Linked DNA regions of Homo sapiens: region 1 is linked to region 2. A link is an interaction called in ENCODE POLR2A ChIA-PET data of the cell type or tissue named here. Cell type or tissue: A673. All regions are shown on one strand. Links, peaks and the distances in the headings refer to the core of each region. The heading gives the core; the rest is flanking DNA. Region 1 overlaps LOC124905262 (a long non-coding RNA gene). Region 2 has its middle 45 kb from the start of ARX.

Evidence for each region. Peaks named below come from ENCODE experiments on the same cell type or tissue, not always from the same donor. Only the 100,000 strongest peaks of a DNase experiment are listed, where the experiment ranks them.
Region 1: POLR2A ChIA-PET joins it to region 2 with 8 read pairs; 2 of 35 experiments call an interaction of 5 or more read pairs at or near these places.

Annotation. Positions count from the first base shown.
Region 1 is chrX:24,666,836-24,671,236 of GRCh38, reverse strand. It overlaps LOC124905262 (a long non-coding RNA gene), which reads right to left. Exons shown (of 2, transcript XR_007068416.1): 2 at 2,755-3,099. It also overlaps a transcript of PCYT1B not described here. Among named protein-coding and RNA genes, the nearest start is that of PCYT1B-AS1, 19 kb to the right of the region's middle. In A673, for the core only: no CTCF peak of the experiment used is centred there; no DNase peak of the experiment used is centred there.
Region 2 is chrX:25,058,949-25,063,349 of GRCh38, reverse strand. It overlaps the pseudogene RN7SL91P. Among named protein-coding and RNA genes, the nearest start is that of ARX, 45 kb to the right of the region's middle. In A673, for the core only: no CTCF peak of the experiment used is centred there; no DNase peak of the experiment used is centred there; H3K27ac peaks cover 1,717 bases.

The sequences.
Region 1 (4,401 bases), core at 297-4,296, 390 kb after region 2:
GCACTTTGGGAGACCTAGGCAGGCGAATCACTTGAGGTAAGGAGTTCTAAACCAGACTGGCCAACATGGTGAAACCCCCTCGCGACTAAAAATACAAAAAAATTAGCCAGGCATGGTGGTGGGCACCTGTAATCCCAGCTACTTGGGAGGCTGAGGCAGGAGAATTGCTTGAACCCAGGAGGTGGAGGTTACAGTGAGCCAAGATCATGCCACTGCACTCCAGACTGGGTAACAGAGTGAGACTCTGTTGCCAAAAAAAACAACTAGATTCAGTTCTGGACTGGTGCAGATATGGAAAGTTGAGATGATTCTTCTATGTTCCAGTCATGTAGAATTAAATCTGTGCAAATATCACTCCGTATTCTGATACCTTTTGCAAATTGAAAATAGACAAAGGCCTCTAATTTCATGGTCTCCCAAATGTATCACTTATCATTATTATAATAGTTGACATTATAGGGTGACATGTCCCGGGCTAAGTACTTTCCATGGCTTATTTTATGTAATTGTATTCAACAAAAGGACTCAAGCTCCTGACCATTTGCCTATGCTGCTAATTTGTGCCTTGATTTCTCTATTAAATTGAATAGGCTTATTTAACCTCCTTGAGCAATTAAAATGGATTACATTATTAATGGTAACAATAATAAAGAATGATTTTATTAACATTTTTCTCATGCTTTTCGGTTCTCAGTGTACTTTTCTCACACAGGCAGGCTCAACTTCTGTAAATTAAACTTTCTGACTACCAGCCCTTTGTGTACCATAGATTGATACCCCCACCCAAGCTGACACACGACCATTTCTGGTTACTGCTGGTGGAGTTACTTAACAGCCAATAGTTACAAGCATTGCTGCTAAATATTGAATCTGAAAGGTGAAAATAATCATGAACTTAATAATCTTTTATAGCTCTCAGGAAATGGAAACTACCTTTAAATAAGAGAGTTGAGTATTTATTTTCCACATGTTTAATTTTGGTACTTGGTTGGTACTTATTTGGAAATAAGAGAATGCCCAGACATTACCTCAATTCCTCTTACTTCAAATACTGTGATGTAGATATTATTTATATTCCCATTTCCTTCCTTCCTTCCTTCCTTCCTTCCTTCCTTCCTTCCTTTCTTTCTTTCTTTCTTTCTTTCTTTCTTTCTTTCTTTCTTTCTTTCTTTCTTTCTTTCTTTCTTTTTTTTTGAGACAAGGTCTTACTCTGTTGCCCAGGCTCGAGTGCAGTGGTGGAATCATAGCTGACTGTAACCTCAAACTATTAGGCTCAAGTGATCCTCCTGCCTCAGCCCCCCAAGGAGCTAGGACTGCAGGCATGCACCACCACATCTGGCTAATTTTTAAATATTTTGTAGAGATGGGGGTTTTGCTGTGTTTCTCAGGCTGGTCTTGAACTCCTGGCCTCAAGCGATCCTTCCACCTAAACCTCCCAACGCACTGGGATTACAGGTATGCGCCACTGAGCCCTAGCCTATATTCCCATTTTCAAGTGAGAAAATTGAAGCTCACAGAGGTTAATTGTCCAAGATAGCAAGGATAGAGCTGGAATTTGGGTTCCCAGCATCCAATTTCACTTTTTCTTTAAATCTACACTGTTGAATAAGGTAGCCGCTAACCACATACAGCTGTTTAAATTAGAATTTTAATTACTTAAAATTAATTAATTAAAATTTAAAATTCAGTTCCTCAGTCACACTAGCCACTTTTTTTTTTTTTTTTTTTTTTTTTTCTGAGACGAAGTCTCACTCTGTCACCTAGGCTGGAGAGCAATGGCACGATCTCGGCTCCTGGGTTCAAATGATTCTCCTGCCTCAGCCTCCCGAGTAGCTGGGATTACAGGCACCCACCACCATGCCCAGCTAATTTTTGTACTTTTAGTAGAGACGGGGTTTCGCCATGTTGGTCAGGCTGGTCTCGAACTCCTGACCTCACGTGATCTGCCCACCTTGGCCTCCCAAAGTGCTGGGATTACAGGCATGAGCCACTGACACTAGCCACATTTTAAGTGCTCAGTAGTTATATGTGGCTCGTGACTATTCTATTTGGACAACGCAGATATAGAATATTCCATCATTGCAGAAAATTCTGCTTTAAACCATAATATCTCTTTTAGATATGCTGAGGCATGTCCTCAAAATATGTTGCAGTTCTGTTACAAGTAATATGGATTTTAAATTTTACAGTAAAATCTCATTCATTTGAAGTCCCCTCATTTGCATAGCACAAAGTTAACTTTGATCTGCAAATTAATAATATAGATAAGAGTTAAGAAGATGGTTAAATGCACTTCAGAGACCAAAGATTTTTAAGCACCATCAAATAACTCCAGAAGCACTCACTTAGATGCAAGCAATTGATATGATAATTACACATCATTTTTATTTATTCATTAAAACAGGGATCCCCTAAGGTGCCCTTGTAGGAAATAATGTGGTTAGCCTAGTTATTTCTACCAACCCTTCTGCTATTTTGAAATTCTATGTGAAATCATTTTACACTACTTGGTTTATATCCAAAGGCAAGGAGGAAGGAACCTTCCTCCTTGCCTTTGGATATTAAAGTAGAATGGTAGCATAAAACACTTTCACACTGAAATTTTGACTGGATCAAGATCTAATTCCAAAGCCCTCACTTCTTCCACTATATTCTGTGATTCCCTGGAAAAGGTACTCCTGTGGGCTCTGCACAGTGCCTGGTATGAAATAAGGGTTCAATAAATATCTGCTGATTGACTGACAGAGACAGTTCTTTCAAGAGACCATTTATTGAAGTGGACTCCGATTTTCTACAGCGAATACATTTATCAAAAGGAAAACTGACTCCCAGTTTGTTCTTTCCTCTTTACCAGTCTTTGCTGCCAAGTCTTCATGGTGAGATAAGGGCTTCCTGTCTGTGAGAAAGAGATGATTCCCAGGCATTCACTTGCGGGGAGGGGGAGTGTGATCTGGCCAGAGGCTTTGGAAACTAAATCTTTCAGCTCCTTCAGAAGTGAGAACAGGGTGGCAAACATGCTGCCTTCCCAGACACCAGTCATCAGTTAGCTCCATCAGTCCTCAGATCTGTGGGGCACATGTTCCAGGTCCCATGCTGGTTCTAGGTAATAAATAGGAGAGAAGAGAGAATGTTGAGTTATTAGAGAAGAATGGCACTTGCATTTCCATAATATCCTTAGCAGAGGTGGTTTCTTACAGCTTGCTGGGACTGGTCTATGACATATAGCAAACATTAATGCCATGTCTTTTTAGCAAAAATAAAACCCAATTCCTCAATTTAGCAGTGAGCATCAAAGGATATGGTTTGTCCCTTCCTTGTCTTCTTTAAGGAAAATTTTTAGCCATAGTGAGGAAAGAAAAATTAATAGAAACAATGTAAATGTACATTAAATATTTAGTCCTTATTTGGAAGGAATTGAACAACTTAAAACTCTCCAAATTTATGAAGCTTAGATATCTGAACATTTTTTAAAAGCCACTTAAAGGGAAAGGAGATATTATATTTTTACCTTTTTTTTTTTGAGATGGAGTCTCACTATGTTGCTCAGGCTGGAGTGCAGTGGTGCGATCTCAGCTCACTGCAACCTCCATCTCCCGGGTTCAAGCGATTCTCCTGCCTCAGCCTCCTGAGTAGCTGGGATTACAGGCACCCACCACCATGCCCAGCTAATTTTTGTACTTTTAGTAGAGACGGGATTTCACCATGTTGGCAAGGCTGGTCTCAAACTCCTGACCTCAAGTGAACTGCCCGCCTCGGCCTCCCAAAGTGTCGGGATTACAGGTGTAAGCCACTGCATCCAGCCTTATTTTTATCTTTTGTTCCAAACATCAGTAGGCCTTCTTTCCTCTTATCTATCTCCCTGCAATTCCTCTACCTGAGCCCTAATATTACAGGTATGTATGTGTACAGCCTTCAAGCTAACCCAACACAGTTTTGTCTCCTTCAGAAACTAAGGGGTAGGCTGATTCAAGAGTCCTCTTAACTCACCTAGTGGATGTATAATCACTGCCATAGGCTGCTCTGCTGATAGTTCTCACTCTGAACATTGACAGGTGGAGCAAAGGCTAATTCTGAATCTGGCTCTCCGCTTGATCTTAGCCAAAAGGCCAAGAAGCGACGTGAATCTGGCTCTCTAGAGTGCACTAACCTCTCCCTGGCAGACCCTAGATTCCTACCCACTGTGGTCCTCTAAGGCAAGTTTTGGTGACCATGCCTTCCCTAACTCCTCTTTGGCTCCCTGAAATGGCCCAATTACCATGCAAGCAGATGTGGAGTGAGAGGCTAGACTTGTGAGTGTCTCTTGTGAAATCTGGGGCTTCCCCAGTCTTCCCAGTGCTGGGAACAATGTGAGAGAAAATAAGTCTTATGAGTTTATCTTATTTTTGCCCTTTATTCTCAAGG
Region 2 (4,401 bases), core at 186-4,185:
TATTTGAATCCTATTTCAAACAACCAGACTGTTAAAAACTATGTTTATGGCACAATTGGGGAAATTTTTTTTTTTTTTTTTTTTTTTGAGACAGAGTCTTACTCTGTCACCCAGGCTGGAGTGCCGTGGTGCAATCTCTGCTCACTGCAACCTCTGCTTCCCAGGTTCAAGCGATTCTCCTGCCTCAGCCTCCTGAGTAGCTGGGATTATAGGCGCCCGCCACCACACCCGGCTAATTTTTGTATTTTTAGTAGAGACGTGGTTTCATCATGTTAGCCAGGCTGGTCTCGAACTCCTGACCTCAACTGATCTGCCCACCTCAGCCTCCCAAAGTGCTGGGATTACAGGCATGAGCCACCACGCCCGGCCACAAATGGGGAAATTTAAATATTGACTGGGTATGAGCTTATTTTAAGAAATTACTGTTGGCCGGGCACAGTGGCTCATGCTTGTAATCCCAGCACTTTGGTAGGCCAAGGTGGGTGGATCACTTGAGGTCAGGAGTTCGAGACCAGCCTGGGCAACATAGCAAAACCCTGTCTCTACTGAAAATACAAACCTTAGCCAAGCATGTAAGCCCAGCTACTCGGGAGACTGAGGCAGAAGAATCACTTGAACCCAGAAGGTGGAGGTTGCAGTGAGCTGAGATTGAGCCATTGCACTCTAGCCTGGGTGATAGAGTGAGACTCTATCTCAAAAAAAAAAAAGAAAAAGAAAAAGAAGTTACTGTTTTGTAGGTATGATTATGGTATTGTGGTTATGCTCTAAAAAGAATTCTGTGGTACATACATACAATGGAATATTATTATTCAGCCTTACAAAGGGGTGAAATTCTGGTACATGCTACAACATGGAGGAACCTTAAAAACATTATGCGGCCGGGCACGGTAGCTCACGCCTGTAATCCCAGCACTTTGGGAGGCCAAGGCTGGCAGATCACCTGAGGTCAGGAGTTTTAGACCAGCCTGGCCAACATGGTGAAACCCTGTCTCTACTAAAAATACAGAAATTAGCCAGAAGTGGTAGGCACACGCCTGTAATCCCAGCTACTCAGGAGGCTGAGACAGGAGAATCATTTGAACTGGGGAGGCAGAGGTTGCAGTGAGCCAAGATTGCACCACTACTCTCCAGCCTGGGTGACAGAGCAAGAATCCATCTATTTGTTTCTCAAGCATGAAATGATAGCCTACACACAATCTTTTCGTATTGTAGCCACTCTGTGATCTTTCAAAATGAAGATAAAGAGGTCTTGTCACTAGGTGTACAATCTATTTTCCTTGACTTGAAATCTCATCTTTTTTTTCAAAGCGCATAAGGACTTTTTCTTTTTCTCTTTTTTTTTAATTATATTGAGTTTATTCATTGATTTCAGTCACTTGTATACCTTTTTTTTTTTTTTTTGAGTTAATTGGGCAATCCTCTATCGGCATGTGTGGCCAAGGATTTTTCATACTGTCTTACATTGGCTGGGAAAGTTGACTTCTGAGTTCCCTGACAAATCTGAGATTCTATGACTTTATTAATCATAACTATTAATAACTACAGGTTATATGTTAATAGTTATAGTGGTTATAATTATTAGTTATAATTACTATTTTGTGCAATAGATTCTCAGAATCTGAAGCACCATAGAGGTTAAAAGAGGTAATAGCCACCTTTCTGTCTATAACAGTCTCCTTTTCAACATCTTGGGAGTTAACAACAGCAACTACACGCTCTGCTCAAACACCTCCAGCAAAATAGAACTCCCCAGGTCCCACAACCATTTTTGCTGTACAGTGTTTTCCTGTCATAAGAAAAATAATTTGCATTCACTGTAATAATTTTAGAAAACAAAACCAAAATGTACAAAATAAAAATTAAAAATATCTGTAATACTAAAAAAATCCATCTAAAAAAAATTATGCTAAGTGGAATAAGCCAAATGCAAAAATGACAAATATTGTATGATTCTATTTATAAGGTACCTAGAGTAGTCAAATCCATAGAGACAGAAAGTAGAATGGTAGGTGCCAAGGGCTGATGGGAGTGGGACTGAAGCGTGTCGCTTAACAGGTCCACAGTTGTTGGGGATAATGAAAAACTTCTGGAAACTAATGGTGGTGATGGTAGCACAACAATGTGACCGTACTTAATGCCCTGAAATGTACACCTAAAAATGGTTAAAATGGTAAATTTTAATTTGTAAATATAGCCATCATTTTTAAAAAGTCCTCTTCTTTTAGAGATGCAGATGTAGTGATGTCTGGGATTTGTTTCAAAATATTCAGGATGGGAAAGTGAATGAGGATAAGAATAAAGCAAGAGTTGATAACTGTTGAAGATAAGTGATGGATTCATGAAAATGTATTATGTTGGTCGTTCTACTTTGAGATATGCTTGAAATTATCCATTAAAAAAAGGAAAAGGAGCTGGGCATGGTGGCATGTGCCTGTAGTGCCAGCTACTCAGGAGGCTAAGGCAGGAGGATCATTTGAGTCCAAGAGTTCTGGGTTGTAATGCACTGTGTCTATCAGGTGTTTGCACTAAGTTCAGCATCAATATAGTGACCTCCCAGGAGTGGGGGACCACCAAGTTGCCTATGAACCAGCCCAGGTTGGAAATGGAGCAGGTCAAAACTCCCAGGCTGATCAGTATTGGGACTGTACCTGTGAATAGCCACTGCACTCCAGCCTGGGCAACACAGCGAGACCCTGTCTCTAAAAATAATAATAAAAATAATAAAAAAAGAAAGAAGAGGAGAAAGAAAAGGAGCAGACTGATTTATATTCTGTCATACATTGTCCAGGTCAGCCCACTGATGCCCTTCATTTTGAGTAACTCAGCCAATCTTGGCTGGAACCTCAGCAGGTGAGGTCTGGAATTAGTTATGCTGCTATCAGCCCAGGACCCAGAGTGACTACAGTTATAACTGGGAATACACAGCTCTCGACATTTCAGTTCTTCCCTAATCCTTCCAAGTAGTCACTCATACAACAGTACTTCTATCTCAATTTCTTGCTTTGTGCCCTATCTCTCTCCTGGAATACAAGCCTATTCTAAAGCTGTCCACTTATCTGAGACCTTCACACCCTGTCTCCTCCCTGCTTTTTCCCTTATAATCTCAGCCTCTGTGTTCAATTTCTCCCTCAAGGAACAAATAATAAAAATATAATAAACACTTATAAAGTACTTATTGAGTGCCAGGCACGGTTTCAAATGCATTCCATATGTCAGCTCATTCAATCCTCACAATAGACCTATGATTCTAGTGCCACTTTAATCTCCACTTTGCAGATGAGGAAACTCAGGCACTGAGTGGTTTAAGTCCCATGCCCGTGCTGACATACCACATGCCAAGGCAGTGGTAGAGCTGGGATTCAGACCCAGGTACAGTGGGCCCAGAGTCCTTGGTTTTCTCCCCATATTGGAGATCTAGGTCTCTTTCAAATAGAACATTCATAGCACTTCCTAACAAATCCAGCTTACTCCTCCCCTGCTAAATCCCTACCTAAGGCTCTTGAGTGCTTTATTTAAGGTCAGTGGCCCTGACGGTCAAGCAGCTGGAATTGGAAAAGTTTAGCAGAGAAACCCTGCTGCTGATGACAGAAATTCTGGCTGCCTAAGAGGGTTGTGAATCCACGCTGTTTCATCCCCAGCCCCTCAGCTGGAGCAACAGGGTGTGAGAGCTGGGAAGGCAATTTCTATCGTACGCCAAATGATACAGGAAGTATTTGACACACCTGCAGAGTTCACTGTAATGGTATTTGACCCGTACTAAAAGTCTCTAATTTGAAGAGAGAAAATGAATATTTGTATGTTGAGGGCGACACAGAGAGGATACATTATAGTGTGACAGATGGAAATGGATTTACTAAGACATTAATAGTATCTAGACAGGTTTTCAAGCACACCTGGGAATACATTACTGACACATTACAGAAATACACTGATACACTTTTATTCCCATAGCAGGCAGAAAAACACTTTATCTTTTACAATTCAAAAGAAAACTGCACTCCAATGACACCCGAATCTATTAATTTTGTCTTCTGGGCTAAAACTCTCAATCTTTCTGAGTTTTGGGCATCATTGGTGAGGGGAAAGTATTTTGGGGAGGAAATTCACCAAGATCAAGTCTCTCTTTTGCTATCATTTCAATGTCATATGGCTAATAATATGTTAATCCTTCATAAATGTATTACATACACACAAAATACACATTCATGCATGTACATAAACATATATACATTTATACATATATACATATACATATATAAATCTCACTATTAAAATGTGAATTTCTCCTAAATGTATTATACATGTACATATACATACATTTTTATATACATTTGTGTATGCTTTTAATACTCTCCACCAGAATCCTAAGTAACTGAGTTAGGAGTGGAGGAAAATGATTTT